Regions from separate parts of the Mus musculus genome. Here all the other regions are linked to region 1. A link is a loop called in an ENCODE intact Hi-C map of the cell type or tissue named here. Cell type or tissue: left cerebral cortex. All regions are shown on one strand. Region 1 overlaps Crtac1 (cartilage acidic protein 1). Region 2 has its middle 8.2 kb from the start of Hpse2. Region 3 holds the start of Crtac1 (cartilage acidic protein 1). Region 4 overlaps R3hcc1l (R3H domain and coiled-coil containing 1 like). Region 5 overlaps R3hcc1l (R3H domain and coiled-coil containing 1 like). Region 6 holds the start of Gm19437 (a long non-coding RNA gene). Region 7 has its middle 4.3 kb from the start of Gm41849.

The links. Hi-C counts contacts between places; a loop is a spot of excess contacts. Peaks named below come from ENCODE experiments on the same cell type or tissue, not always from the same donor. Only the 100,000 strongest peaks of a DNase experiment are listed, where the experiment ranks them.
Region 2: a loop joins it to region 1, with 4 times the contacts of the local background. A loop is called at or near these places in 6 of 42 quality-filtered maps.
Region 3: it touches region 1 in a loop (6-fold over the local background); 24 of 42 quality-filtered maps call a loop at or near these places.
Region 4: a loop joins it to region 1, with 3 times the contacts of the local background. A loop is called at or near these places in 2 of 42 quality-filtered maps.
Region 5: a loop joins it to region 1, with 2.7 times the contacts of the local background. A loop is called at or near these places in 2 of 42 quality-filtered maps.
Region 6: it touches region 1 in a loop (4-fold over the local background); 10 of 42 quality-filtered maps call a loop at or near these places.
Region 7: a loop joins it to region 1, with 5 times the contacts of the local background. A loop is called at or near these places in 27 of 42 quality-filtered maps.

Annotation. Positions count from the first base shown.
Region 1 is chr19:42,313,729-42,317,728 of GRCm38, forward strand. The region is part of intron 5 of Crtac1 (cartilage acidic protein 1); the gene reads right to left. Gm34347 (a long non-coding RNA gene) reads left to right here. Exons shown (of 3, transcript XR_386718.4): 3 at 287-898. Among named protein-coding and RNA genes, the nearest start is that of Mir3085, 36 kb to the left of the region's middle. In left cerebral cortex, a CTCF peak has its summit at 2,371 (motif pointing right); DNase peaks (open chromatin) are centred at 2,401, 3,027 and 3,482; H3K27ac peaks cover 1,099 bases.
Region 2 is chr19:43,394,535-43,398,534 of GRCm38, forward strand. No RefSeq gene overlaps it. Among named protein-coding and RNA genes, the nearest start is that of Hpse2, 8.2 kb to the left of the region's middle. In left cerebral cortex, a CTCF peak has its summit at 2,043 (motif pointing left); a DNase peak (open chromatin) is centred at 2,007.
Region 3 is chr19:42,428,021-42,432,020 of GRCm38, forward strand. Crtac1 (cartilage acidic protein 1) reads right to left here and starts at 3,768. Exons shown (of 15, transcript NM_145123.5): 1 at 3,590-3,768. The coding sequence starts at 3,613. In left cerebral cortex, CTCF peaks have their summits at 1,584 (motif pointing left) and 3,634; DNase peaks (open chromatin) are centred at 1,582, 3,222 and 3,835; H3K4me3 peaks cover 1,586 bases; H3K27ac peaks cover 1,050 bases.
Region 4 is chr19:42,520,486-42,524,485 of GRCm38, forward strand. All of the region lies in intron 1 of R3hcc1l (R3H domain and coiled-coil containing 1 like), which reads left to right. Among named protein-coding and RNA genes, the nearest start is that of R3hcc1l, 3.7 kb to the left of the region's middle. In left cerebral cortex, no CTCF peak of the experiment used is centred here; no DNase peak of the experiment used is centred here.
Region 5 is chr19:42,587,476-42,591,475 of GRCm38, forward strand. It overlaps R3hcc1l (R3H domain and coiled-coil containing 1 like), which reads left to right. Exons shown (of 7, transcript NM_177464.4): 7 at 3,130-4,000. The coding sequence ends at 3,197. Among named protein-coding and RNA genes, the nearest start is that of Loxl4, 23 kb to the right of the region's middle. In left cerebral cortex, a CTCF peak has its summit at 1,955 (motif pointing right); DNase peaks (open chromatin) are centred at 763 and 1,959.
Region 6 is chr19:42,742,816-42,746,815 of GRCm38, forward strand. All of the region lies in intron 4 of Pyroxd2 (pyridine nucleotide-disulphide oxidoreductase domain 2), which reads right to left. Gm19437 (a long non-coding RNA gene) reads left to right here and starts at 2,909. Exons shown (of 4, transcript XR_386719.3): 1 at 2,909-3,160. In left cerebral cortex, a CTCF peak has its summit at 1,594 (motif pointing left); a DNase peak (open chromatin) is centred at 1,594.
Region 7 is chr19:42,437,775-42,441,774 of GRCm38, forward strand. No RefSeq gene overlaps it. Among named protein-coding and RNA genes, the nearest start is that of Gm41849, 4.3 kb to the right of the region's middle. In left cerebral cortex, CTCF peaks have their summits at 1,785 and 2,453 (motif pointing left); a DNase peak (open chromatin) is centred at 2,444.

The sequences.
Region 1 (4,000 bases):
CAATTTTACTTTGAAACAGTTGGAAAATGTTTACAGTTCCTGCCCCACATCCTACTGTTCCTCATCAAAGGGGTACAGCCCTGTGACACTCTCCTGTGAGAATCTTGTAGAAAACACGGTTTTCGTGGACACCAAGGTCCATAGGCTGCCAAGAGCATCCAAGATATTATAAAGGAGTTGATCTAAGATGCTGGAAAATGCATGAGGTAAAGAGATGAGGTAGATGGAGAAGGGGCAACGGGTAAGGTGTTAACAGGGCCTCCCTCTCTACATTTGTTTCCTGCAGAATTCCAAATTGAGGTGCTGATGCTGTGTTGGTGGTGGGCAAGCCTGCTGATGTCGGCAAGGCTGGACCGTGAGACTACGTGGGTGCCGATACTGTGAGACAAGGACACTCCTGATCAGCTCAGGCCTCTCCAATCCCTTTTCCTAGAAGGTTTCCAATTTGCCACCAGAGGCTGTAGGAAGAAGGGCCCTTCCTCCTGGATCCACCCACCCTGCATCAAGGAGGCAAGCAGAAGCTGTGTGAGGCCAGAGCAGTCAAATGACTGGAAGAAAGAGTCTGGTGATTCTGTTCTGTGCGCTGGGCAAGGGTGCAGACATCTCACATTAAGTGTCCCGACACCCAGAGGTGTGTCTCGTCACCACCGCCTTCTTAGCCGAGAAATAACAAATTGCATATGTTTATCACATGCAACATGGTTTTGGGGAACGCATATGCTATGAAATGGCTAGAATGGGCTAATTAGCATATGCATGATCTCACATATTTATTATTTAAATTTCTCGAACACTTAGAATCTATCTTCTTGGCATGGCGCAAGAATATAATAGATTGTTATTAACTGCGGTCACTGTAGTGTACAATAGAACTCCTGAACGCACTTGTCCAGTGTAATGAAAGTGTTGTTTATTTTGTCAAATACGTCTTCGGTACCCTCCCGTTCCCTCTATTTTCCAGGTGAAGAAACTGAGGCTTACACGGCAGCAATCACAATTGGCAGGTGATAGGGTCTCAGCTCAAACGTTCACGCTGTTCCCACTGCTTGCCTCTCTAACACATCGACTCGGGTCTCCTCTCAACAGGGAGGGGACCGTACTGGCACCTTGTGATAGAGCCACTAGTGTCCTTTCTTTACAGTCTCTTGAGATCACTGGGGGAAATGTGTGTGAAAAGTAAAGTGTGAGTCTATCTAACATCTATGCACTTCAGAACCAGGACAGAACCCTGTGACAATCGTACACTGCACCCGACACTCCCTGGAAATGGCTCCTGTGTATCCTGGACTTTGGGAACCCCTCTGGGGACCCTCCTGGGGTTTCTGGACCTGGCTGAGGTACCTGTCTCTCTAGCCTTGTCTGGTCCTGGCTGCTAGTGCTGGCTGAGCTACAGCTATCTAGATGGCTGACACCCACCTGGAAACCTGAGAGGCTCCTCAGCCCCCACCCGGCAGACACCAGTCATTGCTGCTGATGGGGATCTGCCAGAAGGGCTCAGCTGGGCTTTGGGCCTCTCCGTCTCCTCCAATAATGACTTCCTATAAATCAGATCTGCCCTCCGCTTTGTTCCACACTGCTCCCAGCCAACAGCAGAACTCTCCACCCAACATCATAAATCCACCTCCATTTTCTTTCCAAATTTCCTTAAAGGCTTCTTTAATCACCACCTTGCAGCCTGGGCAGATGCTCCCTCAAAGGGGGTGTGGCCTGAGTGCAGAGGTCCTGGGAAAAGGGTAGGGCCTGGGAGAAGGAGGCCATGTGCAGAGGGAAGAAGGATGACGGTGACAGAAAGCTGCACTCCATTTGGGGAGGGGATAAAGATGCCCGCCTGCATAGTGCCTAGACGGGAAGACACAGACTTCATGCCTCCATGACAGATGGGCTGGCTCTCTCAGCTCCATCCTTGAGCTAGCTCAAGGCCCCAGGAGATGCCCAGCAGAGAAGCCTGGTGCCACTGTGTCAGAGCCATAGGCCCAGGCTATGGACTAGGCATCCCCATGTTATTTCCTTCTCCAAAACACTGTGAAGGTAGAATTTGTGTGGGGAGAGGTCATTGTCTTCTATGGCTGTCCAGGCCGGCGTAAGCCTGCTCCCTTTAGCCACTCTGCTAGTTGGCTGGGTCAAGGTGCCTGGTGAGATACCACAGGACTGCTGCTCTCTCCTATGCCAAACCCTCTGTGGGACGGACACCACTTCTCAGGGTTCCCACACATCTCAGCTCCCAGCCTTTCCTGGCTCCAAGTGGTCTCTGATAGTTGAAGAGACCTTGGAGTGGTTAGGGAGCCACAGCAAGGGACAGCAGGCTCTCTACTGCCACTGTGGGTACTAGCAGCTCAGGTTCAGACACCCTCCAGGGGCTCAGTCCCCTGAGAGCAGGCATTTCAGCCACTAGATGGCACTGTGACCCAGCAGAGTGGTAGTGGATGCCAGAATCAATAGTGTCTGGAGAGATCTCCCTTCCCCCCTCCTGCACAACTAACAACTTGTGTGTGGTTTGCGTGCCATTGCTCTCCAGCCCCCCACCACTGCAGCCTGCTGTCCTGAGCACCCCAGGCCAGACAGCTGCTTTGGCCTGACAACCTGCATACACAGTTCAGGGCCTGTCTGCCAATTCATACCCAGAGGGTAAGGGGCCTTCCCTTTACCAGCTGGGAGCAGCTTGCTCTAGTTGGAGGTCATCAGAAAGGTCAGCTGGTTATGGCTGGTTTAAGCATCAGGACATAAGGCCCCAAGTGCTGGCTTTCTCCAAGTCTCCTAAGTGACCTTGTACAAGTCCTTTCTGCTCTTTGGACCTAGTCTGATCCCTTGGCAAATGGGAGGTCCTCCCACCCAGTCCTGGTGGCTGCCCTCAAAAAAAAAATGGGAGCTCTGTGGCTTGGCTGCAGAAGCCTCAGTTCCCTGAAGCACATCTGGCCACTGCTTGCTTCTCCCTCCCAGCCTGCTTAGGCCTTGCTTGTCCCTCCTGGCTTCCCAGACCCCTTCCTTGCACTATTCTGGCAATGAGCGCTGGCCACCTGCCCAGAGTCTTGGCCATTGGGCTGGGCTCAGCATAGTGGCCCTTACATTTGGGGTTCATTCCTAGGGCTCAAGGGAGCACTCTGGGGTCATTTCCCAGCCAGATGTCCATGTGTCATTAACCGAGTGACAAGTGGGGGTTGCAGGATAATGTTGGGGGGCTGGGGAAGGCAGGCAGACAGAACAGTAACTTGGTAGGCCAAATTGGTTCTTGCCAGCCAAATAGCTTCTGGAAGTCTGCAGAACTGCTCTTATGTGTCCTCTGGGTATGCCAGCTGCCCCGGCCTCCTCCATCCCTCCACAGAAGCTGCTGCCCCCGCCTTGGGTTGCCCTATCCTTCCAGCACGGCCAGCACAGTTGGCTGGGGCTCCCATCGCATCTCTGCTCCTCAGCTGTCTTTGCTTGCGCCCCTCCTATCCCTCCTGGGTTCTGTGCCAGCCCAGCCAGCGTGAACAATGCCCCCTTCATGCTCCAGCCTCCTGAATTCTTCCATTCTGCGTGTAATGCACTCTCCCCGTCCTTGCCTCCCTTCCATCTCATCATTTTCAAGTGTTTCATCCCCCAGCCCATACCCCTCCCTCTCCTGCAAGATCAAGGCACTTAATTGCCAAGCCAGCCCAGTACACAGAACTGGGAGCTTACTCAGAAAAATTGACTGTACCAATCTGGGCTGAAGCGCCTCATGTTTATTCTTCTTCCCAGGGAAACATGGTTTATGACTGACACTCAGCCTCTCCGCCGCACGTTTATGCCCAGGGCTCTCAGGCACATTGATGGGGCTTGAGCCATGCAAACTATTTTATTGTCTAGTCATTTGTCCCCAAAAACTTTGTCAGATAGGCCAGCATCAATCTCTGTCTCTCATGGAGGTGGCAAGTCGGCTGGGTAAGGGCACCGCTCACTCCTGCAACCTTTCCAGCATGCAACTTGGAGATTTGCTACTACCAGCCCAGTGTCTGGAGGAAGGGAGGGGCCCACTTCATCT
Region 2 (4,000 bases), 1.1 Mb after region 1:
TTGGCTCAGTACTTATGTGATTGGATACTACTCCTCAATGATTGGATAAGAAGACTGAACTTGCAAGTACATACTTATATCTCTGCCTGAAGTAGAATCTACTCTTAATTCTTTGGAGTAGCTGTATCCCCCAATACACAAATCCAAGTCCTTCCTAGTTCACTGTAAGTTAAATTCAGCCTTAACAGATTGTCACCAAAATCGTCCAGTTCTCCTCGTCGCTTTGATCACCTAGACACAGTGCACAGACTTGTAGTCTGTTTCATTTCCAAAAGATATTTAAGTTTTAAATTCCTCTTTGGCTTAATTAAACCTAGCCAATATAACAAAATAGCATTTTATATTCAAACTAAAATAATATTTTCCATATCAGGAAAAAATGATAAAACCTAAAATTCTAGGGCAGTGATTATCATCAGCCCTGGCTGCACACTGAAACCATCTGAAGTTTTAAATCACTGATGTGGAGTAGAGTGTTAACATAACCTGAATCTCTCTACAATCCTTTTTTTTTTTCTAGTTCCAGAGGGGAAAAAAATTAGATGACAAAGGATGCCACATAAGTTGGACCTATTTGACTCAGTTTTCAGATAATTAGTTTCCAGATTCTAAGAGATACTTAAGAATACATATTGGAACTTACTTTAATGCTAAGCATAAACAACGAAAGTTCAGACGGTGGAGAACCATCATCCAAGGGGGGAAAACTATGCAAGTTTGCTGTTTGTTTTTTGTTTTGTTTTTAGTTGTTTATTTGTTTGATTGGTTTTTGAGATGGTATATCAATGTTCAGTGCAGAATAACCTAGAATACACATCATAGAACAAGCTGACCTTGAACTTGTAGAGCTCCCCCTCCGTCAGCCTTCCAAGTACAAGGATTATTACACCCGTGACCCTCCACACCTGACTTCCTTTAGCTGCAATAGATTAGAGCTTCAACTCACCAGGCTGATTTGTTTGTTTCACTCAAGAAATGTTTTCACTTTCTACCATCTAACTAACAAAACTGGAAACACTGCACAATACTAACTGTTCGATGGAAGGAGGCCGGAGACTTCTTGCAGGCTACTAGGAATGCAAAGTGACAGATATTCTATAGAGTTACCTGTAAATATTTTGTAAAAATTAGGTATATATATTCTCCAACATTCAGCAATACCACAAACTTTCAGGCAACTTAAGAAGATTCATAAAGTAATTTAAGTGAGGGTAGTTAGTTTAGTATTGAGGATTTTGAAGCCCTTATATGCTCATCAAAAGGGAGATGGGTAGGTAAACTGAGGACAGCTGTTAGAAAAAATGAACTGTGTACATACAACAACATAGAATATGATATGTGTACATAGAGGAACATATCATAAAATGTGAGAGAAAATTAAACATACATGTGAAAACATATTTTGAAAGATGGTTTTTAAAAAAGTACCATGGAACATACATCAACCTCAAAAGAATTGGGCCTGAAATGTACTTGCTAACAGAAACTAAAAAGCTTTGAGGTGACCGATACACGGAAAGTCTTGTATGCCTTCAAAACAATACCTAATACATTCTCTGGAAATGGGCAAAAGGAAGAAATATCTGTTGAGTGACAATCATGAGTCTGGTACTTGGTTCTCTCCCCTCCAAAGATTAAATAGCATTCTTTCCTTGACCTCACTATTTGGCTAGGAAAACGAACATCTATCCATTGGGTAGGTACTATGACAGAGTTTAGTGGAAGGTACTGTAGGATACGTAAAAGATTATTATTTATTTTATATCTGAAGTCTATTACTTGATTCATATGTAATTTTACATCATGATAATTAATGACTGAAATATTTCATACGTTTTATGTGTCCAGCTTCAATTAAGGTGGATAATCTGTTTGACATAAAGTCATGCTAGATGGCCTAAGCGACCTTAAACTCAGAATGCTGAGGTTATAGCGCTCACCACCTTTGGTGTGTGGCCAATTTAAGCCTGCTTTCTGACTGGGACTAGCTGAGGGCTACAGGCTGTAGAAATGTTATGGTGCCATCTGCTGGTGGAAATGTTTCATCCATTTACCACTTTATTCTCGGCTCCCCACAATCTACTTCAGTTTGTTTTCAAAACTATAAACAAACCCATCCTCTCTAGACATCATATCAAGAGTAGGATAATTGTGCTTAAGTTAATCTCCAAAGTCATCTATTTAAATGTCTGGTTTCTATAAAGGCAGAATTACAAGAGTTTGTATTTTATGATGGGGCTGGATATTGAACACAGGGTTCTGAGCATGCAAAACAAGCATTTTACCACTGCATCATCCTCCTGGTTTTCTTTTTACTTTTTATTTTGACACAGAATCTCATTAAGTTGGCAAGCTGTCACTTTGTAGCTCATGCTTGAATTTGTAATACTCCTGCACCAGCCTCCTGAGTAGCTGGGATTATAGATCTAAACCATCAGCTCTGGTTTAAGATTTCATCTTCTTTAAAGTAGAGGAGCATGGCTATACATGTAAACTGTGCAGACAGACAGACAGACAGACAGACAGACAGACAGATTCATGCACACATGCACTCTTCCACGCTTGTTTTCCCAGATAAACATAAACTCAAAAGAATTCCGAAAGAAGTTGGTTTTAAAACATTTATATAAAGCTCATTTCCAAGTAGACTTCCTTATAAGGCAGTTTATTTCAATATAAAAAGAAACTGAGATTAGACCTAAATTCACTTCAGCTTTATCATGTATCACAAAGCCTTACAGACGATGTTTAGATTTCATGCATCACCTTTATGCATAAAATAGAAGCAGATTTCTTAAAATAATTTGGGGGAGTGTACAAAAACAAAATACAGAGTGATGTCGGAAAAGTTCAGTAACTAAACTGCCCCCCAGATACTAACTTGCTTTTTAACCTGTCATCAATGAAGCTAAAAGCTAAGTCCTGTATCATTCTTTGATGTTTACATTTATAATATAAATAGTTGAAAAACCCAAGACATTCCATAACACTGATTCCATAAAAGGTACAGGTAGGGTGTTGTAATAGTATACTGCATATCTGAGCAGGTCCACGGAGCCAACAGAATCAGCATCACCAAGATACTAAATGAAATCTAGCTCCATTATTGCAGAAGAACATAGTAGGAGAAAACTAGGTCCTATAAGTTGTTTTTAACTTATGTATACACAGGTGTCCATTCACACGTACACACAAATAAATACACTTTTTTAAATGTCTAAAGGACCCGAAGCAGTCCATACTTTGTAAACTCACAAAATCAAACAGCCAAAACTTCAACAAATAAAACCCCAAAATATTTCCCAGGGAACAGACTCCAACAAAAGACGCAGGCTGAGGGGTGTGCTAGGAAACTCCGTCTTCTGGGCATGCTGTTGCTTTGGCACTTGTCAGCCCAAAGCAGCAGTGCCCACCTGCACAACATCAATCCAGACAAAATTCTGGCACATTTATGGGGAGGTGTTCTCCAGGTTCCACCTTTACTTAACAGCTGATAGCTGCTGGAGGGAGAGAATCTTTCTTTTTTAATGCATGGCCTTTGATGGATTCTCCATGTTCCAGTGGATGGCCCCATACCTGTGCCTTAGTTACTGTTCTACTGCTGTGAAGAAACACCATCATCAAGGCAATTTATAAAACCAAGCATTTAACTAGGGTTTTTTTTTTCACAGTTTCAGAAGATGAGTGTATGACCATCCTGACAGGGAGCATGGTAGCAAGCAAGCAGGCATGATGCTGAAGCAGTAGCTAAGAACTTACATCTTACCCTGAGACAGCATCAGAAAGACAGACTGGGCCTGGCACTGGCTTTTGAAACCTCAAAGCCCACCCCAGTGACACACTTCCTCCAAGACCATACTTCCTAATCCCCAGACAGGTCCACCAACTATGGACCAGGCATTCAAGTACACAACACTATACAGGCCATTCTATTCAAGCCATCACACCGGTGTATACATGGGCAACACTAGTTGGATTTAGTTGGCTATCAAAAACAAAA
Region 3 (4,000 bases), 110 kb after region 1:
ACCATCTTCCCCCATCTTTGCTCACCTACCCTCACAGGAAGATCCTATACTCTTCTTATACTGAATGTAATTATACTCCTCTGATCTTACGTAGAATCAGATCAAGACCGAGAAGTTAAATAGGCTGACGTGGATCTCAAACACAGTTCTCGGAATCGCACTTAAGGAAAGGAGCTATGGCTCTCTGGTGGCCTATATCCTCACCTCCCTTCTTTCTTATGGATGAAGACCCATCTTGTCAGTGAGACTGAAGAGCTGAACAATCTTGAGCATTTTCCTTGGCAATAAGCACCCACTGGGTGACCTTCAAGGGCAGGGGAGGATTTTACTTCTCAGAATTCCAGATTGGCACCAGGGTTCCTAATGAAGAAAGGCCACCAAATCTGCTAAAGTTCCAAGAAGAACCAACCCCAAGGAAGTGCATACGGTACGTAAAGAAACTGGGTGATAGTGGAAAACAGAGTTACCCATGGACCCACCAGACCAGCAGAACAGAAGGACATCAGAAATGAGAGCATCTTCTAGGTGCCCCAGATGCCAGAAGAGAAGGGATTGTTTGAGACCACAGCCTCTACTACGGTGACCTTGAGCTGAGAGCGGCAAGGATGAAGGACATCGGGGAAACACTCTTCGGGAATTTTTTTTAGTTCACCTGGGATCTGAGTTTGAGGGGGTCCCACCAGCAGAGGTGTGACTGCAGGACAGAGAGACTGTTCCAGCATGCCTTAGAGGATGTCTAGGCCTCGCCTTAGGTTCTAAGACTATCTGGTGAGGGCCTGCGCATTTCTGATTCCATTGCACGGAGTTGCACAGCTTTTGCCTAAAGATCATTTAGAGCAATAAGACAAGACAGTGGAGGGAGGAGAGAGGATAACTTGGAATTTTACAGCCCGTGTATGTTCATTATGAGAGCTTTATCTGCCCTTGTCTTCTTGCAAAGAAAATTTCCCTAAATTTACTAAAGCTATTAGTATACTCAAGTCTGGCCAGTCAGTAATTACCAGTGCCTACTGCGTAGAAACATATGTCCATTTTCACAGCACAGAAGAAGCAGGTCACTGGAGTGGAGAAAGCTCCAAACAGGGAACTGGGAATCCTGGGGCTTGGCCCCATCTCTTCTACCAAACAGCCATGTGACCTTGGGCAAGATACTACTTTTACTTCAGCTGAATTTTTTTGTAAATACATTGTACAGGGGAATGTTGGGAACGGGGTGAGGTGGACCAGATACTCCCCAGTGCTCCTCTCTTCTTTTTTCTAGTCTTAAATATTCTTAGGTTCCAAGAATTCAAAGAATACACAGATACCAAGCAAAAAAACAATGATCTCAGAGAGCAAGCGGGGCTATGTATCGGCTCTGCCTCCCCGGAATATTCTGCCATCCCACTGCTTCTGAAGTCCTAGGACCACCTGAAGTCACAGGACATGTGGTGGAAGGGTCCCAGTCCCAGTGTCCTCAATCACAATGGATGATTGTTGAGGGGTTGGTAGCCTGAGCTTTCTTAAAGCATTAAGTTACTATGGCCAGTGAAGGGTAAGAAACAAGTCACTAGTCCTGAGCTAGGTGGTTTTGGTGCCCCCTACTGGTCACCAAGGAGCCCGCTCCACCTCCAAGCTTCCACTGATTGGAAGGAGGCAGGAGAGCTTGAGGACCAACTCAGGTGGTCACAACCTGTTTAACAGAAGAATTTCCTGGTCGTTGGCCTAGTCTCTCTAAGAATCTGTGTTTCAGTCTCGGCATTACATAGGCCATTGGTCTACTCATTCACAGGGCTCCTCCATGCAACCATAGGATACCTTAACCAAACACCCTGGTGCCAAAGAATAAGCACCAGGGTTCAGAAGGCCAGGTGTAGTCCAGACAGAGAAAGGAAGACAGAGCAGCAAGCAGGTATATCACTGCACACATCCCTAATGGAAAGAAGGTCTTGGGAAATGCAGCAAGAAATGTTGACTGCAAGCAAACAGGGAATGGGGGTGGGGTGGGCATGGATTGGTAAACCCACACACACACACATAAAATCATTAGCCTAACGCAGGTATCCAAGGAGTTTGAACACATGCCCATTGGTAGGGTTGTACTACGGTGAATGGCTCAACCCCAACCCATCAGCTACAAGAGCAGAAGCCACCGGCAGCCTTCAACCTTCTCCAGAATCTATCAGCACCAACTGGAGACCAAAGTGTTCTAATCTAGTCCAGCACCAAGAACTAAACTCCCTTCCTTGCCTACCAAATTGACTTTAGAACCTGCCTCCAGAAGAGGCTTTTTAACCAAGACAGGAAAGAGAGAGGGGGAAAAAACGCCTCCTTGAAGACCATATTGGGCCAACTGTTCATATTCCCATTTTTCCACCCTCCACGTCTCTGTCTCAATACCCAAGTGTGAGGAACTGTTCAAGTCTCTGGATCTGCTTTAATTCAACGTGGGTACTTCCTGTCCCAAGTTATCATGGTTTCAAATCTCCCCTGATAGCTTTTCCCCAGGAGTTCTTCCCAGGTTCAACACAGCATCAAACCGCTGTCCTCTACTCTGGGAACCTTCTTGCTTTCTTTTCCAACTGGCTTCATTTTTCGAAGTCTTGCACCCATCCCAGAAGGTACCTCAAGTGCAACTCATGAACGCTTCCAGGAGGACGGATGAGATGTACAGATGTCACGGTAGGTGAACCCACCCAATAGCAATAGTAATCATTAGTCATTCAAGAAGGAACCCCCCACCCCCACCCCTAGGGAGGCTCCCATCCCAGCTGGGATGACTTTGGATTCTTTAGTTGGTTTCTGCAGAAGCGGGACTAACCAGGGCTCCCAACTACTGTACTGCAAAAGAATCACGCTGCATTGCTGGGCATGCCCCCAAGCCTGCCTGCTGCCCCACCAAAACCTTTATCTGATTCCATAAGATCAAGGGGGGGGGGGACCCCATGGTTCCCCTAGAATGCCAGAAAAGAGCTTGCCTGAAACATCCTTAGCTAGAAAGCCAGACCACACCTCGGTCCAGCAAAAGGCGGCTGGCAGCTACGCTGTGTACCGGGCTGGCTCCGGGAGCACTCTGCCACTCAGCGCTGTGCAAGGGGAGACAGCTCGGCTTCCCGGGAGAAGAGCTATGCCCCGGGGGATCTTCCCCAACCTGGAAGCGTTGGCAGTCGGCCGAGGATGGTAGCTTAGTCGTCCCCAAACTGAGCCCGCCAGCTGGGTGACTCCCCGGGTACCCTCAGCACAGCCTTCACCTGCTCCGCCCCCTACTAGCCCCATTGCCCCCTTCTCAAACCGCTGACCTCCATCCTCTGTGCCACTAACACGTTCTCTGCCAACTGTGGGCTGTCACCCCCACACCTCGGCTCCCATCTCTTCCACCACCTCCAGCCTGGCGCCCGCCTTGCCCCCAGCCCGCGGGGAGGATCTGCGCGCCAATAGAGTCCAGCGCCTCTTGGCAAGTTGGGAGCAGCGTCGCCGCCTTCGCAGTCCCGATCTTCCCAGGTCCCCAGCTGCATCCCCGCCACCCCTGGGGGCGTGCGGGGAGGGGTGCGCTAGGCTGGCGAAACTTTCTCCGCCGGAAGGGGTGGGGGCTCCAGGAGCGGATACTCACGCCCGGGTCAGCGCTCGGAGCCATCCTCTGGCTCTCTCAGCCCCACCGCTTGGGGGCGTCGGAGCGCGGGCGCTCGATGCTGCCTCTGCCGCTGGCGCCGCCGCCTTGCAGCGCCCAGCCCTGGTCCCGGGCTGGCCTCGAGCCTCCCGCCCCGACGCCGCGCGCTCGCTTTATACAACTCCACTCGAGCGCGCCCGGGCTTATGTAAAGGCTGGCGGAGGCCCGCAGCCAATGGCGCGGCAGCTGGAGCCGGGGCCCAAGCTTGGGGGGCGCACGCGCGGCCAATCGCGGCCCGGGGAGCCCGAGGAGCCGGGTGGGGGAAGGGGCGCCTCCCCGCGCTGATTTAGGAGCCGGGATTGCGGTGGCAGCAGCCGGCAGCCAGGCTGGCCCGGCGCGGCGGGCATTGGGGTG
Region 4 (4,000 bases), 210 kb after region 1:
TAGAATTCTATAGGACAATTTTTGTGTCTCTATTCCCCCCCCCCATATATGCATACATGTATAGGGTTTTTTTTTTTTTGTTGTTGTTGTTGTTTTTCATTTTTGAGACATGGTTTCTCTGTATAGTCCTGGCTGTCCTGGAAACCACTCTGTAGATCATGCCAGCTTTACACTCACAAGAGATTTGCCTCCTGGGTGCTAGGATTAAAAGCATGGGCCACCACCCAGCACACATACAGTTTTTAAGTTAGGCTGTTTGTAAAGTTTTAGCTTGAGTTGGGCATGGCAGTTCATGCCTTGAATCCTATTAAGTCAGAGGCAAATGGCTCTCTGTGATTTCAAGGTCAGCCTGGTCTGCATATCAGTTTCAGGTCAGCCAGAGCTACCTGGTGAGACGGTGTGAAACAAAAACAAAACAAACGTTTTAGCTTAAAGGAGTCTGGGAGGCTTGATGGTGGAAACTGAATGAATGACCACCTCTGCAGATATCCTGGCTCTGTGTGTATCTGTAAGGAGCAAGGTTAGAGAAAGCAAAGAGAGAAGCTTTACAGACATAAATGGCTTGGGGGCCAGGGCAAAATCTTAGGTTAAGAATTGAAATACTATTTTTATTTTCTTCAGGTGTCTCACTGACTGCCAGATATCTGCGAATTTGGATGCTAAGGAAACATTTCCTTTATTTTTTTTTACACATGATCTTAGCCAAAAGGCCAAAAAGCAATTATTATTTTTCTTTCATGTTGTGCCTTCTGCTTTTTCAGATTTGTTCTTACCTTTAGTTATGCTTCAGCATGGTTTCTTTGCACAAATATATATGTATATACATACACATATACACATTTGTATATGTGTATATGTGTGTGTATATGTATATATATATGTATATACATATACACACACAGCTATGACAATAGAAAGTCATGTACATTAAAATCATTTTGCATATTGTGTTGTCTCCTTTGTTTCAAGCACTTGCTTTTTGACTCCTTTTTACTTAAAAGGACTTTGGAGGGTAGATCTCATTCTTTGCTGTATACCTAGTAGATGCTCAGTTAGCAATGGCTGCTGAATAAGAACGTTTTATTGATTATCTTATGCTATATGGCACAATTAGGAGAGGCCATACTGTTCTGTGGAAATACCCTAAGCCTTGGAGTTCCAGTGTCTGCAGGGAGTAGCCTTAGTTTAGGCTTTTGCGTCATGGCACATCATCTGTGAAGCCCGCATAGCTGAAAAGCCACATTATTAGAGCAGGGCATATACTTGTCAAGCTTAGTGGAAAATAGAGTTGCTGGTATTAGTATTTTTAGTTTTTGTTATTTTCTGACAGATTGTGGTGATAATATTCATTCTCTTAATCTCTTTAATGTTTGATATGATCAGTGTGTTTCTTTGTTACCCAAGGTTAAGGTAGTTGACTGTGACCGTGGAGCCTGAAACATTGCAAAGCTAATTAGTCCACATGGAGTTTGAAGCTGTGACCTGTACTCATTAACTTCATGCTAAGTACTCACAGACATCTGACATATTTTTTTATTTGGCATCCATGCAACTCATTAGATATAAGTAAATGAATTAGTGCCAAGAGTAAAAGTATAGATTTTTTAATTAAAAATTTATGAGGCTAACACTCATATAATATATAAAACTGGCAACCTATTGCATCAACCACTTACCTGAGCTGTATGATTTAAACATTTCTTTTTATTGTTGAGTTATATTTACGGTAGATTTCCTACCCATAGGAACAAAGAGTAGGCTATTTGTGCATTGAAAGAGGACCTAACTTGTGTGCCGTTCACCAGAACAAGTGCTCTTAGCTTGTGGGAAAACATGAATGAGGCCAGCAGGATGGATGAAGCTTGGGTAACTCCTAAGAGCTTATTGAATTACAGAGAAATTTAGTTGTCAGAGCATTAGATAGGAGAAAAGTTATAGGGTGGTGTTCAGTGGCAGCAAGCCTGCATTTGCTGAGTGTTCTCTGAATAAGCTATACACCACTTTCCTGTAGTCTGTGGTGTGCTTTTTCACTATATCATGTTAGCTTTCTCTGTAGTTGACCATTTTTCAGACTCACTACACTTTACTAATATTTGTTGCCCCTCTCTTTATCTCTCTTTTTATATCAAACATGGCCAATTAAGATTGGGGATAAAAACAAACATAAAGAAGCAATATGGGGGGCTGGGGAGAAAAGAAGCAATATTGGAGTCAGCAAGTTCTGGTATAGTATTGTGAGGTTTTCAAGCAAGTAGATTAACTGTATGTGATGGTACGAATTTTTGTTTCTGGGATGATCAAGTTTGACCTCTCGTAACATTAAACTTGATGCGGAGTTGAAGATGCAGGCAAAAAGTGTGTAGTATTCATTAATAACAAGTTTGTTTCTTAAGGAATCTAAACGTGTGTTCATACTGGCTTAGAGTTGAGCTGGTTTGAGTTGTTTGCCATGAAGTTTCACAAGAGAAAGAAGGGGAGTACTTCAATTTAAATCCTGTCAGCGTTCTATCAGTAGTCTGTTTCTGTATTCATAACTGTAAAATGGACAAAATGTTACTAATTCTACTTTAAAAATGAAAGGAAAAACAAAACAAAAAAGGATGTCTTGAAATAGAGTTGGTTACCACAGGGAAGAGAAGAGAATCTGACAAAGATACACAGTTGGCAGAGTGAGTCCTTCAGAGAAGTGTCAGACACAGGCAGGTAGGACACTTAGCCCAGCCTCTTAGGAGGTGGGTAACACAGAGGTGGGGAGGGAGGCAGTGAGCTACAGGGCAGGGAATGAGTGAGTGAGGGCAACTCTCAGGAGATAGAGAGCTTACTGAGTCTGCTTGTACCTGTTCCTTGAGACCTTGCATTTGTATTTTGCCAGGAAAGGAGGGAAAAGCAGGGTAGTAAAGTTACATGTTCCCGCCGTCATTATATCACTATTTCCCGTAAATGGTAACTAGACTTTGTATGTTCAACATAGAACCACCAAATGTTTCTATTACAGTCTTTTTGACTACCTACTTGGCTTTTTACAGTGTAAATAAATACATTTTTAAAAATTGAAACCTATTTTCAAAGATATTTTTACCTAAAAATACTAACTCATGTTTATTGCAGAAAACTTAGTGCAGACAACTTGAGAAGATAAAACCACAAAACATTCCTAATCTCAAGATCTAAACAGCACAACAAGGCCCGTACTAGTCATGTTTTTAAACTTTTTCCTACTATTTTCCTCTCTAAGCCAAAGTTCCTCACTTAAGTTGTTTTTCTTAAAGAATAAAGAAGTGTTTGTAAGACCAAAATTGTACTATAAATTAACCATTGGTGGTAACTATCTTTATATGTCTATTTTAATGCTTCCATAAACTATTTATATACCTACTCTTATTGCTAGATTCAGATCATATGTTATTCATCTTTGTGTCTTAGGCATCTAGCAAGCGTCTCATGTGTAATAGGTATTTAGAATATGTTAGGAATGAATTGTTAAACCTTCTGAATAGAGATTGCCTTGTTTAACCAGGTCTTCCCAACTGTACTTTGGTGCTTTGGACATCCTTAAAATTGGGAAAAACTTGGTTTGGGGGGTGGGGGGGAGTGTATTTAATGTGAAGCCACTGACCCAGTGAAGATTTTTTCCTTATGCTTTTGTTGTGTGGCATGGTATTCCAAAACTTACTAATATATACCAGCCATTTTGTCCGTGGTAAACAAATGATCTACTACTCAGCTATGATCCAGCTTGTTTTCTTTCCCTTTTTCTTCTTTTCCTCTCTCCCTTTTACCCTTTCCTTTCTCAAGTGCATGTGTGTGCACTTGGCAATCCAGAGGCGTAGGTCATGTGTCTTGCTAATTTATTACATTCCACCTTATTCCTTTGAGACTGAGTTTCTCACTGAACCTAAAATGTCATTTTTCATCTAACTGGCTGGCCAACAAATTAATGCAGGGGTTATAGTGTAGGGCCACACACAGGCACTTACATGGGTGTTGGGGATCTGAACTC
Region 5 (4,000 bases), 270 kb after region 1:
ACTTGCTCTTTTGTAGTAAAACAGATTTACCCATGGTAGCTAACTCTGGGAAACCTTTTTGCACATTCCATCGTTCTGCAGCACTGTATTACTGACCATAGTCAGATTTTCAGGGTATTTTCATGTTTTTCCTGCCTATTAATCTGAAATTCACTTCATTTCTAACCATATAAGTATGTGAAAAAATTTTTACAGAGATGTAATATTCTTTCTTTCTTTCTTTCTTTCTTTCTTTCTTTCTTTCTTTCTTTTGGTTCAGAGACAAAAATGTCAACACTAGGACTAACTGACCACTTCAAGTGTTGCTAAAATAAACAGCCCGTGGTTCCTTGCACTTAACATACTGCAGATCATCTGCCAGTTAGCTGGGGCCTGATGAGCTCTGGATTACATTCTCCTGGAACACTGATGATTATATAAATACTTGATAAACTTTGTCTGAAGCCTTGCCACAATTAAGAGTTTGCTTATACTGCTCCCTTCTCTTGATCTCCCAAGTCTGCCAGGGAATAAAGGAAGGCAATTAGATTTGCCCAGGCTTGTTCTGCACAAAGCTTGCTGATTATTACTCTGTAGGTGGCGACAAGTGGGTTTTGTGATCATTTTTTAAGTGCCCAAGTAAATTTTGAAAGTCTTTAATTTGCAGCCCTTCTCTTTCCTTCCCTTTTCTTGTCAAATAAAGCCTGATGGGGCGTTCCCTTCTCAGGCCTCAGCACCTCTCTTCTCTGACTTCAGCGGCTCGCTCAGTGGGCATTTCTATCTGTGCTTTCACACTGGAGTGGGCGTCTTCAGGACAGTTTATGGAAATGCTCCAGGCTAGCCATTCCCTTCTACTGTTCCAGTCTCTCCTACTCCCTTCTCCTACTGCTGCCTGGGCTGTTTGTGTCCTTCACTTTACGCTAAATGGAGGCCATGCTAATGACAGCCTTTTTCATGCAGCCAGTCATGTAATGCCTTCTTTTGATAAAGGGACGTGTTTCTTTCAGTTAATTTTTTCACATGCTTTTCCTTTTCTTTTGATATTTTCAGATGCCAGGATCATGGGAAGTATGCTACTTAAAAATAAGAACTGGGTTTTGGCCTCATTTCTTCCTGATAATTGAGCCTTAGCGAGTCATGCAGGTCCCCTGTCCCAGAGGGGAGCACTTGAAAGGCCCCTTTGACCTGTATTCTCTGTGTTTCATATGCTTTATAGTTTCACTGTTTCTGTGTGCTTCTTTGTTTCCATGTTTTACCACCAGAATTGACACACACATGCACACATGCACACATATACATGCTCAGGTGAGACTTAGAAGTTAGGGGACTTTTGTTAGCAAGCATTGAACACTAGACATATTTCAAAATTGTGACTTTACAAAGATGGCACAGTGTCTGTATTATATGTTTTATAACACCAAAAGCAAACACATTAGCACTCATGTTCCTTGGGCAAAGTATGTAACAAGTCACATGAAGTGAACAGTAGAAGCCTCATGTCGGGTTAGGTTTGCTAACAAAAATGAATTTTGACACAAACTTTACAATAAAAACTATTTTCAGAACTTTTGATTTTGGACTTGTGAATTATAGGGCGGTCATATTTTTCTATTGTTTAGGGATAATTTTTCTGATTTGTTTCCTATCTTAATGAACAATTTGAGTTCTAGTAAATAATTTTCCTGATTCCTTTGTTTTTCCTTGGAATTCACAACCAGTTTTTTTCATCCATGGCTGCTTTGCATTTACGTCTTCCCTAACTCAGAACCATGCTACTTTCCTAGGAAGTCCTGGCAAAGTTTGGATAAGTTTATCCTTGGCATTGCTCATGGAGAACCTCAGCCAACCCAAGCCTGCCTGCTTTGCAGTTGAATTCTTTCTTGGGCGTAGTGTTAATCAGCCTTCAGTTTATAATTTGTTGATCCTCATTTTTTTGCCTTGTGTAATTTTGTTGCTATATTCAGATGATGCCACAAGATGGTGCCCAAATAGCAAGGAATTTCTCTCTCACATTCCCAGCCAACTTCCTTCCCCTTAACAGTACAGTCAAGTGTAGTTTAGAGATTTTTTTTTAAGTGATGTTCATGATTTGGAAGATAGGTTGAGATAGCAAGTGTTAAAACTCACCTTGATTTCTGTAATCTACCTGGTTCATGACTTGAAGACTCTTTTGTAGACATTGTCAGTCTGGAATAAGAACTCTTAAAAAGAATCATTTAAGGCTTATAATATGTATTTCTGGTATTAAGGTGAATGGCTGTCAGCTATAAAGTTAGAACTGGTATTGTGCATAAAAGAAACTATTTGGAGCACAAAGTTGTATATGTTATATTGGAGACACCTACCAGTACACCTAGGTGTACCTCAGAGCTCAGTTACCTAGACACTGTGAGCTCCTTTGCTAAAGTGGTCCTCCTGCATTAGTTTTTTAGGTAGCTGGGCTTACAAGCATGGTCTGCTGCTCTCAGCTAGTATATATGTACTGGCAAATGAAAATGAAAAATGAAGTTTCTATATTAAAAATAATTTAAGATGTATTATACAATTTATATTTTTTTGTCTTAAAAATTAATCACTCCTTTTCCTCCATTTTATCTGGTGATTATTTTTTCTTTCTGGAATAGTCTCTAGAACAGTGGTTTTCAAGCTATGGGTTGATCCTTTTCACAGGGGTCACCCAAGACCATTGGAAAACACGGGTATTTGCATTGCAATTTATAACAGTAGCGAAATTATAGTTATGAAGTAGCACACATATAATTTTATGGTTGGGGTCACCACAACATGATGAACTGTATCAAAGGGTCGCAACGTAGGAAGGTTGAGAACCGCTGCTCTAGAACACTTTTGGTTTGGTTTGTGTTTAACGTGTGGAGCCCTGAGTTTCATCCTAAGCATGACAGAAAAGAAAAGGAGGAAAGGTAGAGAGAGAAAGGGGAAAAAAAAAGAAAGAAAACAAAACCAAGAGTAGTATCAATTCTTTAAAGCACTTGGAAAGCTAAAAAAATGTTAACCTCTGGGATCAGGTGAAAGGTGATCAGGGAATCCCCCTGTCTCGTGAATAATCTTTGTCTTGTAATTTGATTAAAGGAGACTTAGTGGCTGTGTGAAATCTATAATCATATGATTAACATTGGCCTTTATTTACAGAGAGAAAACGGTTGGAAGCCAAGCAACGGGAAGACATCTGGGAAGGCAGAGACCAGTCTGTGGTTTGAATATCAGTTCCTGAAAGGAATGAATCCATGATTGGGAAGTGGTTGATATTCTTGAGACAAGAGGATCTTTCCAGAGCTGTGCACATGCAGATGAGCATGTTAAAGAAAACATGAACAAAACAGACGACTTGGAGAACGAGGGTCCAGTCCTCACTCTTGAATTCAGACCTGTCCACTGTGACAGAGACGTTAAAAGGAACTGTCATGTGGGAAGGAAAATGGAAGTGGCTTCTAAGCGTCCTGGGTGGAGCAGGTCATCTTCATGTGGGTCAGGCCTCCAGGAAGTCTGAAGCAAATGTAAAGCAAAACAGGATTCAAGCCTGCAGTGATAGGAGTCGGAGGTCCGTGGCAGGGCAGGGCGCTCCTTAGTACTTCTCAGAGTTGAGAACTGCAGGATGAGGGGCAGCAGTAAGACAGGGAGAGGAAACAGCTCACAGACAGGAGTGCCTGGTGCACTCAGCCCGTACAGAGACTACACTGCTGGCCCAGAACTCCAGAGCCCCTGAACCGCAGCGCATCGTGGGTGTTTGTTCCTGAGTGTGTACTAAGCTTGGGGCCTGGTACTTGGGCCTGCACAGCAGCCGGGTCTGCTACCTTCCTTCCTCACAAGGACCAGCCCTAGGGAACTGAGTGCCGCTCCAGTTTAATCAGTGATATCTTGTGAGAGGGAAAAATTAAAGGCTATTTTATAACATAAATCATTATGGTGTTTATAAATCTTAACCCCCATCCAAAAGCCAACATCAGAAGAAGAAAACAGAAAAACCTGTAAATGAGTTCTCTAGTCTTCAAGTCTCTGATGG
Region 6 (4,000 bases), 430 kb after region 1:
AGCCCTCTTGTCCAGAGACCCAGTGATAGAGCAATAAACCAAGACGCACAATGTCACACCGAGCATACCATATTGTACCACGTCCCCGCCCATCCACCCAGTACCCACTTCATCAGGTAGGGATCTTTACAGTTACGTCTACATTACAAGCCTAGAGAGCCACATACGTTCAGGGAGTTGAATAGTTTGTTCCCACGTCATTTTAGAAGGCAATCTGTCTATCAAAGCCACACCTCTGTGACTCCCAGGACCTGAGACCCTCATCTATAGCTGCCTCCCATCACTTCAGAAGGCAGTACTTGGAGCTAAACAGTAAAGCAATGGTTATGTGAAAATTCACGTGTACAAGGTGGGTGAACTAGTCATTTAGTTTCTATATTTGCATGGCAGTCTACTTTACTATTGTCACTTTAAGTGGATGTCTCCTCCATACATTTTAAAGTCGGCTTTGATTCTCTCGAGCTTCCTCACAGCGCGTCGGCTTCTCCAAAGGGCCAGCGGACACAACAGAGACTGAGCTGACATCAGCTGGACGGACAGTGGCCGCTCTCTGGAGATTTCTTTGTCCGGATCCGTGGCCTGCTTCCTCACTGTAGGGCTCTGCTCAGATACTAATCAGCAAGCCCCACCCGGCACCAACCACGCTGGCACGATCTGTGTTCTTCATCCAAAGAAGAACAAAGCCCTTGTCACCACATGGTTAATTACACGTACATTTTGTCTCCGTCTCCTTGAGGAGGAGGGGGCATTGTCTGCTTTGCCGCTGCTGTGTCCCTCTCATGGGCATGGCACATTCACTCCGTGTGCTAGGGAAGCATGTGGAAAGATGACCTACCAACATTCCAGGGGCTGCCCAAACCACAGATGCTCCAGCACACACCAGTGCCCAGGCGCAGGCGTTCACAGAGCAGAATCCACATGTGGGTGGGGTCTGGCCTGGGGAACTTTTGGCCTTTTTTTAAACATTAAAGTTGAGACATCTTTATTACAGGTTGGAGAAACTTCTACCTTGGGCTCTCTTTTTAAAATTTAATTTTATGCATAGAGATATTTTGTTCCTGTGTGTGTATGTGTGTGTGGTATGTGTGTGTATAATGTGTGTAATATATGTATGTATGTATGCATGCATGCATGTGTATGTGTGTGTATGCATGTGTGTGTGCATGCATGTGTATGTGTGTATATGCATGTGTGTGGTGTGTGTGTGTATATATGGTATGTGTGTGCATGTATGTATATGTCTCTGTCTTATCTGTATGTATGTGTATGGTGCATGTGTGTGGTACATCATGTGCCAGGTGCCTGTGGATGTCAGAAGACCGCATCAGAAGCTCTGAAAACAGAGTTACAGATTGGGGTGAACAGTCCTGTGGGTGCTGGGACTTGAAGCCAAGAGCTCTACAAGAGCAGGAAGTGCTCTTAACTGAAGTGTGGAGATAGCTCTCCAGCCCCTGCCTTGGTTCCTCCTGATAATGGCAGGGGCTATCCTCAGTTCCTCCCTTTGCCTTACCAATGACATCTTTTATATTGCTAAATTAGCTCTGTACAGTGTGCACGCCTCTCCAGCCCTGTGCCCTCGTCACAGACTGCCATCTTGTGGTCCACTGAGCAGCTGCCTCTGGTATCTGGCTTTCCACACCATCTCCAGCACGGGCCAGGGGACTGATGAATCTTCTATAAACTTCTGCTTCCTGACTGAATACCTCTTCTGGCTCCTCACTGTCCCTGGATGAAACACAGTCCTAGCGTGAGCTCCCCCTGCTCTGTCCCCCACATAGTCTGTAGTGGGATGCTCTGGCCACAGGGGCTTTCTGCTCATACTTGCTTTGGCCTGCCAGCTTCCATTTTCCTCTGACCAGAGTACTTTCTCTCTCAGACATACATGTGGCTAGATCACATCAGCGCATGTGTCACCCCTTCAAGGAGTCACCGTCACCAGGGAAGTGTGGAACTTCACTTCTTATCACACTGTCTTCTGTTTTTTCTTTTCTTTCTGTCACCTACCTTCATTTAACGTTCCCTTGCTGTGTCTCAGATTCCCCACTGTCCCTGTCCCTAGGCCTGTTCTGGGCCTGGTGCAAAGCAGGCACTCAGGGAACACAGACTGACCATACCAGTCGATAAGCAGCCCGGGGGAAGCTGAGTTCTTTCAGATAGGTCAGGTCATTCCCACCAGCAGAGAGGTTTCAGGGGCCTCGCCCTAGGCAGATTTCCTCAGTAAAGCAGGAGTGGGAGGAGCATTGATGGAAGAGGTCTAGAAGATCCCCTGGGGATGGGAGGGAAGACAGAGGCTGCTTCTGCCCCTCCCCAGGTCTGCCGCCACAAACTGGAACTCCATTAATACAGTTTCCTTCAGCTACAGTGAGACAGACTGACGACCCTGGACCTTAGCCAGGCTTTGGTTAAGCTCTGTCTGGTTCTGATATTGTATCTATCTCCTCCATTCTCTCTCTCTCTCTCTCTCTCTCTCTCTCTCTCTCTCTCTCTCTCTCTCTCTCTCTCTCTCTCCATTTGGGCTTCTGTTATCGCCTGGTCCGTAGTCTCTGGTCCTTGATTCTATGGCAGTGGTTCTCATCCTTCCCAAAGCAACCCTTTCATACAGTTCCCCTTTTCATACAGTTCCTCATGTTGTGATGACCTACAACCATTAAAATTACCTTTCTTGCTACTTCATAACTGCAATTTTGCTATGGCTATGGCTTTTAATATAAATACTTTTGGAGACAGAGGTTTGCCAAAGGGGTCTGGACCCACAGGTTGAGAACCACTGTATTAGAAAGAGCTTTTGTAAGCAGTGCCTGTGTGTTTTCTTCATTTCATGCAGGACTTATGCAGTATAAAAGGCACCACGGTTCTTTTTTTTTTTTTTCCCAAGATGGGAGACAGCCAAGTTGGCCTCAGGACTTGAGGCGGTTGAGTTTATGAGGGGGAGGAGGAGGTGGGCAAAGGCAGGCCAGCCAGTGAACAAAGGTGAGCTGACAGGAAAGACGAACCAGACGGCCCAGAACCCAGAAGAGGCCCCAGTCCTCTGAGACGAATGTCTCAGGGGGTCCTCTACTAAAGTCTGAACCGGGTGAAGAAGGGGAGTCTCTTTTAGCCAAGATCTCCACACACATGAAAGAGAAAACCCTGTTTGACAAGTAAATGAGGCCAACCGAAGGTAAGGACTACAGACTGTGATAAGTGACTAGCAGCCACGCCCTTAAAAGAAGTATACTGGAGTGGGTGTGATGGAGAACGCCTTTAGTCCCAGCACTCCACAGGCAGAGGCAGGTGGATCTCTGTGCATTTGAGGACAGCCTGATCTACAGAGTGAGTCCCAGAGTTGGGCCAGGGCTACAAAAAGAGAACTTGTCTCATAAGACAAAAGAAAAGTATACAAGTATATTGTTACACCCCAAGTGTTGCCCCCAAAGGTCTTGGACCCCCACAGCAGGCCTGTTGGAATTAAGGGGTAAACGATGACAGTAGATACAATTAATTAGTCCTTCCTGGCCCAACGTTAATGAATTGAAGGATAAATTTGTGGTAATAAATGCTTTTCCTTTCTGGTCACACAACTAAAAGGTAAACTGAGGCGATACTTATTCCTCCTCCCTGTTTGAGGTACATCCCAAGGTCCAGGCCACAGAGAGCAACTAACTCTTAGTAGAATGTAAGTCTAATCCCTAAACACTAAGGTTCAATGTTCCCTCATTGGCTCGGCCTTAAAAGGTGGAGCGTGCAAAGCCCACGTCAACCCTGGGAAGGGAACAATCTTACACTATTCCAACAAAAACCCAGGGGTAAGGCTATGGGTATCTGATTCTTTTTATCTCTGGTGTGCCTATGTTGTGTCTCATAACATACTTTTTTTGCTCTGCACGTCATTAAAAATATGACTGTCTCTCCCTCACTAGCTCCTTCTCCTGGTACCCTGACGTCATGTTCAGGACCGTCTCCCTCTGACTTGAATACATTACCTCTGAGTTTCTTTCTGTGTCTGTTTTAAGATTCTTTT
Region 7 (4,000 bases), 120 kb after region 1:
TAGAAACGGCTCCCCTGGAGGTCTTTAAGAGCTGGAGAGCTACTGGCTTTCTAGCAGGATGTGGGCATGAAGGCAATCATGAGTGTGGGGCCATGTGGGGCGGGGACATGGGCAGCTGGAGGAAGGCCCAGCATGCACCAGGCCTGACCCAGCATCTCCAGGGTAAGGTAAGAATGAAAAGGTAGGAATGAGTGCCAGGGCAAAGAAGGCCAGAAAGAGGAGAGCAGAGCCAGTGAGGCAGGTCAGAGGCTCAGACAGTAAGAGCCCTCTAACAGGCTGCCAGCTTTCTGGTACATAGCCCAGGCTGTCAATTGGTGTTAGTGGGCTAGTGCACCGGGTGAGGCAGCATAGGGACAAAGCACACATTCTGGGTTCTTGGATTGATAGGACCTTCAGGGACAAAGGTTACACTTCTATGAGCAGAGAAAATGCAGAGGTTAGCATTTCAAAATGTTAAACACAGACCACTGAACCTACAAAGCAGTGGTATACACAAGGATTCTAGCACCAAGGAGATGGAGCAGGAACCTACGGATTCCAAGGCTAGCCTGGGCTACAAGGTGAGAGCCTGTCTCAAAAGCAAACAAGCAAGAAATCCCAAATAAACCTTTGGATTGGTCTTATGTGGTCTCCTGGAGCAGGAGCCAAGAGCATACTGCAGGAACACAAACAAGCTCAGAGAAAAGGTCTACAGATTCCCAGAGCCCCCATTTTTACCAAATTTACTTCAGTAGTGTGTGTGTGTGTGTGTGTGTGTGTGTGTGTGTGTCAGGGGAGGAAGTGTGATGGGTAAAAATTAGAAACATAAAATTAATACATTTAGGCATACCATGCAGGTATAAGCAAAACTGTGCGAACATGGCATGGGCAAAGCATGGGCCTTGAACAGAGCTTTAAGGCTCTTTGTGGATTGACCCCTAGATCAAGGTGAGACACACTAGCCTTTGCAGTTCAGAGCACTTTTTGTAGGAAGTGGCCTCAGAGCTGCTCTCATGGATGCAGAGCCACATCCCAGGCACTGTACTACTCTCTCTTCAAGCATCTGCACACCTGTGCATCAGGCACTATGGTTTACGACAAACATGAGGGTGTTTATATTTTTCCTGTGGCTGAGATGAGGAAATGGGCTCTGAAGAACCGCCAAAATCCTCACATGGTTAGACCAGGCTCCCTTTGGGCAGGTGCTGTCCCTTCCCCCACCGAGCTTTCTTCCCCACCATCGCCACCCACCCCCAGGCTTGTTCCATCCATTCAGCAATTACCCAGCACTCCTGCCAAATTCCATCCCCACCCCCAACTCCCCCTCCTTTTCCCTCCCACAGCTTCCCTAGCAGGAGGGACAGGTCACAGGCAAATGGGAAATCCAAGAACATGATCTGCGGTGGTGCCTTTCTTCCTCTTCTGATGTCCACATTTATGGGTAAGGACATTAGCACGGAGGAGTCACCAGCATCCCCAGGTCAGGAGTGGAGCATCCAATTCCAAAGCTGGTCAGTGGAGTTCCGGCTCAGTGCATCGCCCAGGGTCACCTGGAATGTAACCAATTCGGTGAATGGACCAGGATGGATTGCTCGCCAGTAAGCATCTATCCAGGGCTTGTTAGGTGCAAGCTCTGTTAGGCCACGGGGGAACAAAGATAAATAAGACCTCTCTGCCTTCAAGGAGCTTACAGCACAGCAGAGAATTGATGCCCAAATCGTGCCGAGAAAGAGATGAAGACCAAGAATCGGCTGCAGAGACCGACTTCAACACTCTCGTGTTGTGTCCTGCAACCTCCTGCCAGCAGGGGCGCTGTGAACTTGGAAGCTGAGCTTCCAGTGACCTGATCCCTAGTCTCTAAGCAGGACTCTCCCTCTCAAAGGGTCTCGTCCTCATCCTCAGCCAAACAAACGTTCTTTCTCTGCAGTCACCTCAACCAAAAGCCAGTTCAGCTTGGATCACCAGCTGTCCCTTCCTTTACAGAGGCTGGTAGCACTCTAGAAGATGCTGGGCATGTACATGCCTGCTTCAACGTTTGAATTTGCTTCACAAAGCTATGACTCTGCTGTTGCACCCATTTCATAGTTAAACAAACACAAACTGAGTCAAAGGAAGCCGCAGGTAAATAGGAGATCCGGGCATGTCAGGCCATCTAATGGCGCTGGTGCACACGCAGTATCTACTGTGTACCTCGTGACCATCCTGGTGTGTTGGTTGATCGGGAAGCTGAGATCTGGGAAGGATGAAAGAGGGTAAGCTTTGCTGGTCTACGGGGCAGCTGATGTTAGTCTGGCTCCTGGCTGGTGTTGGCCCTAGAGTGTTTGCTTTTGAAACTGCACTACAGATCTTGTATATTTCTAGTCACCCTGTGTCCATCTGTTTTGGGGGAGCATTGGGTCTGCACTTTCCTGCACGGTGAAAACCATGACAGCCCTGACTTGACAGGCCAAAAAAGCTAAAAAGACTGCCACCTGGTGGCTTTCTAGGTGGTGCTGAAGAACTTTGGCTGGTGCTGTGAGCTTCTGTGTAAGAAACTGACCTTACAGAGCACCTATCATGTCTGGTGCTCTACTAAGCACTTTGCCTGGCTCCTCCCATTCATTTTCCACACTCACAGTGTGAACTTGGTCCCACTGCAGCGTCATTCCCACTTCAAAGGCAAGGGCACTGGGGCTCAGAGGCTAAATGACCCCCTCAAGGTCATGCAGACTTCAGACCCCGTGCTGGGATTCCAATTCAAGTTCTGACGCCTGGTCCTGCATCTCCTCTCCTGCTCTTCCTCTTCCTTACTCGTCAGGCCTCATAGCCTCAGGCCCTTATTCATCTCTTCTGCTTCTCCCAGCTGCAGCCATCTAGACCTCTTTCTCCTCATACAAGGCCTTCATATTCACTAGTCTCTCCATCTGCAACACACTCTTGGGTCTGTCTGTCAGCGGGATGGCACGTCTCATGCATCCCATCCAGGACACCCCTTAAAGAGGATAGTCCATCCATACATCCAAGTTGCCCGCTGTCCAGTCAGCCAACCCCATGGACTTCTTAGGGTTTAATGCCCTCTGAAGTTGTGGATTTTGCCCTGTGTTATTCCTTGGGCAGGTCAGTTGAGGGTAGGGAACGTCCATCCATGGTGGCTCCATTTTCTTTCTGCAGGTGTGACTGAAAGGGAGAGGCAGGAGAGAAGAGGGCCCATGGATGGCCTTTTGTCCATTGGCCTCTAAGGTCTTCTCACATACCCATGTGCTTTCCTGTTACTCTTGGTTTCCCATTTTGATGCCTCTTATTTCTGTCTGTCTGTCTGTCTGTCTGTCTGTCTGTCTATCTATCTATCTATCTATCTATCATCCATCCATGTATGTATGTATGTATGTATGTATGTATGTATGTATGTATGTATCTGCCCATCTGTCTGTTTATCTACCTATCATCCATCCATGTATATATGTATGCATGTATCCATCCATCCATGTATGTATGTATTATATATGTATGTATCTGTCTGTTGATCTATCATCCATCTATGTATGAATATGGGTTTATTTATCATCCAACCATCCATCCATCATCCATCCATCCATGGATACATATATGTATATATGTATGTATGTATCTATCATCCATCCATGTATGTATGTATGTATGTATCTGCCCATCTGTCTATCTACCTATCATCCATCCATGTATATATGTATGCATGTATCCATCCATGTATGTATGTATTATATATGTATGTATCTGTCTGTTTATCTATCATCCATCTATGTATGAATATGGGTTTATTTATCATCCATCCATCATCCATTCATCCATGGATACATGTATGTATGTATGTATGTATGTATGTATGTATGTATCTATCTATCTATCTATCTATCTATCTATCTATCTACCTGTCTATCTACCTGTCTATCCAGGACCAGTCATGAACTCCTATCAGAGCTGAGGCTTGGTCCAGTGTAGTAGGAGTTACACAGCAAAATATCAGTGCAGTGGGTAAGAAAAGGCTCACATTTGGTTCCCTGGG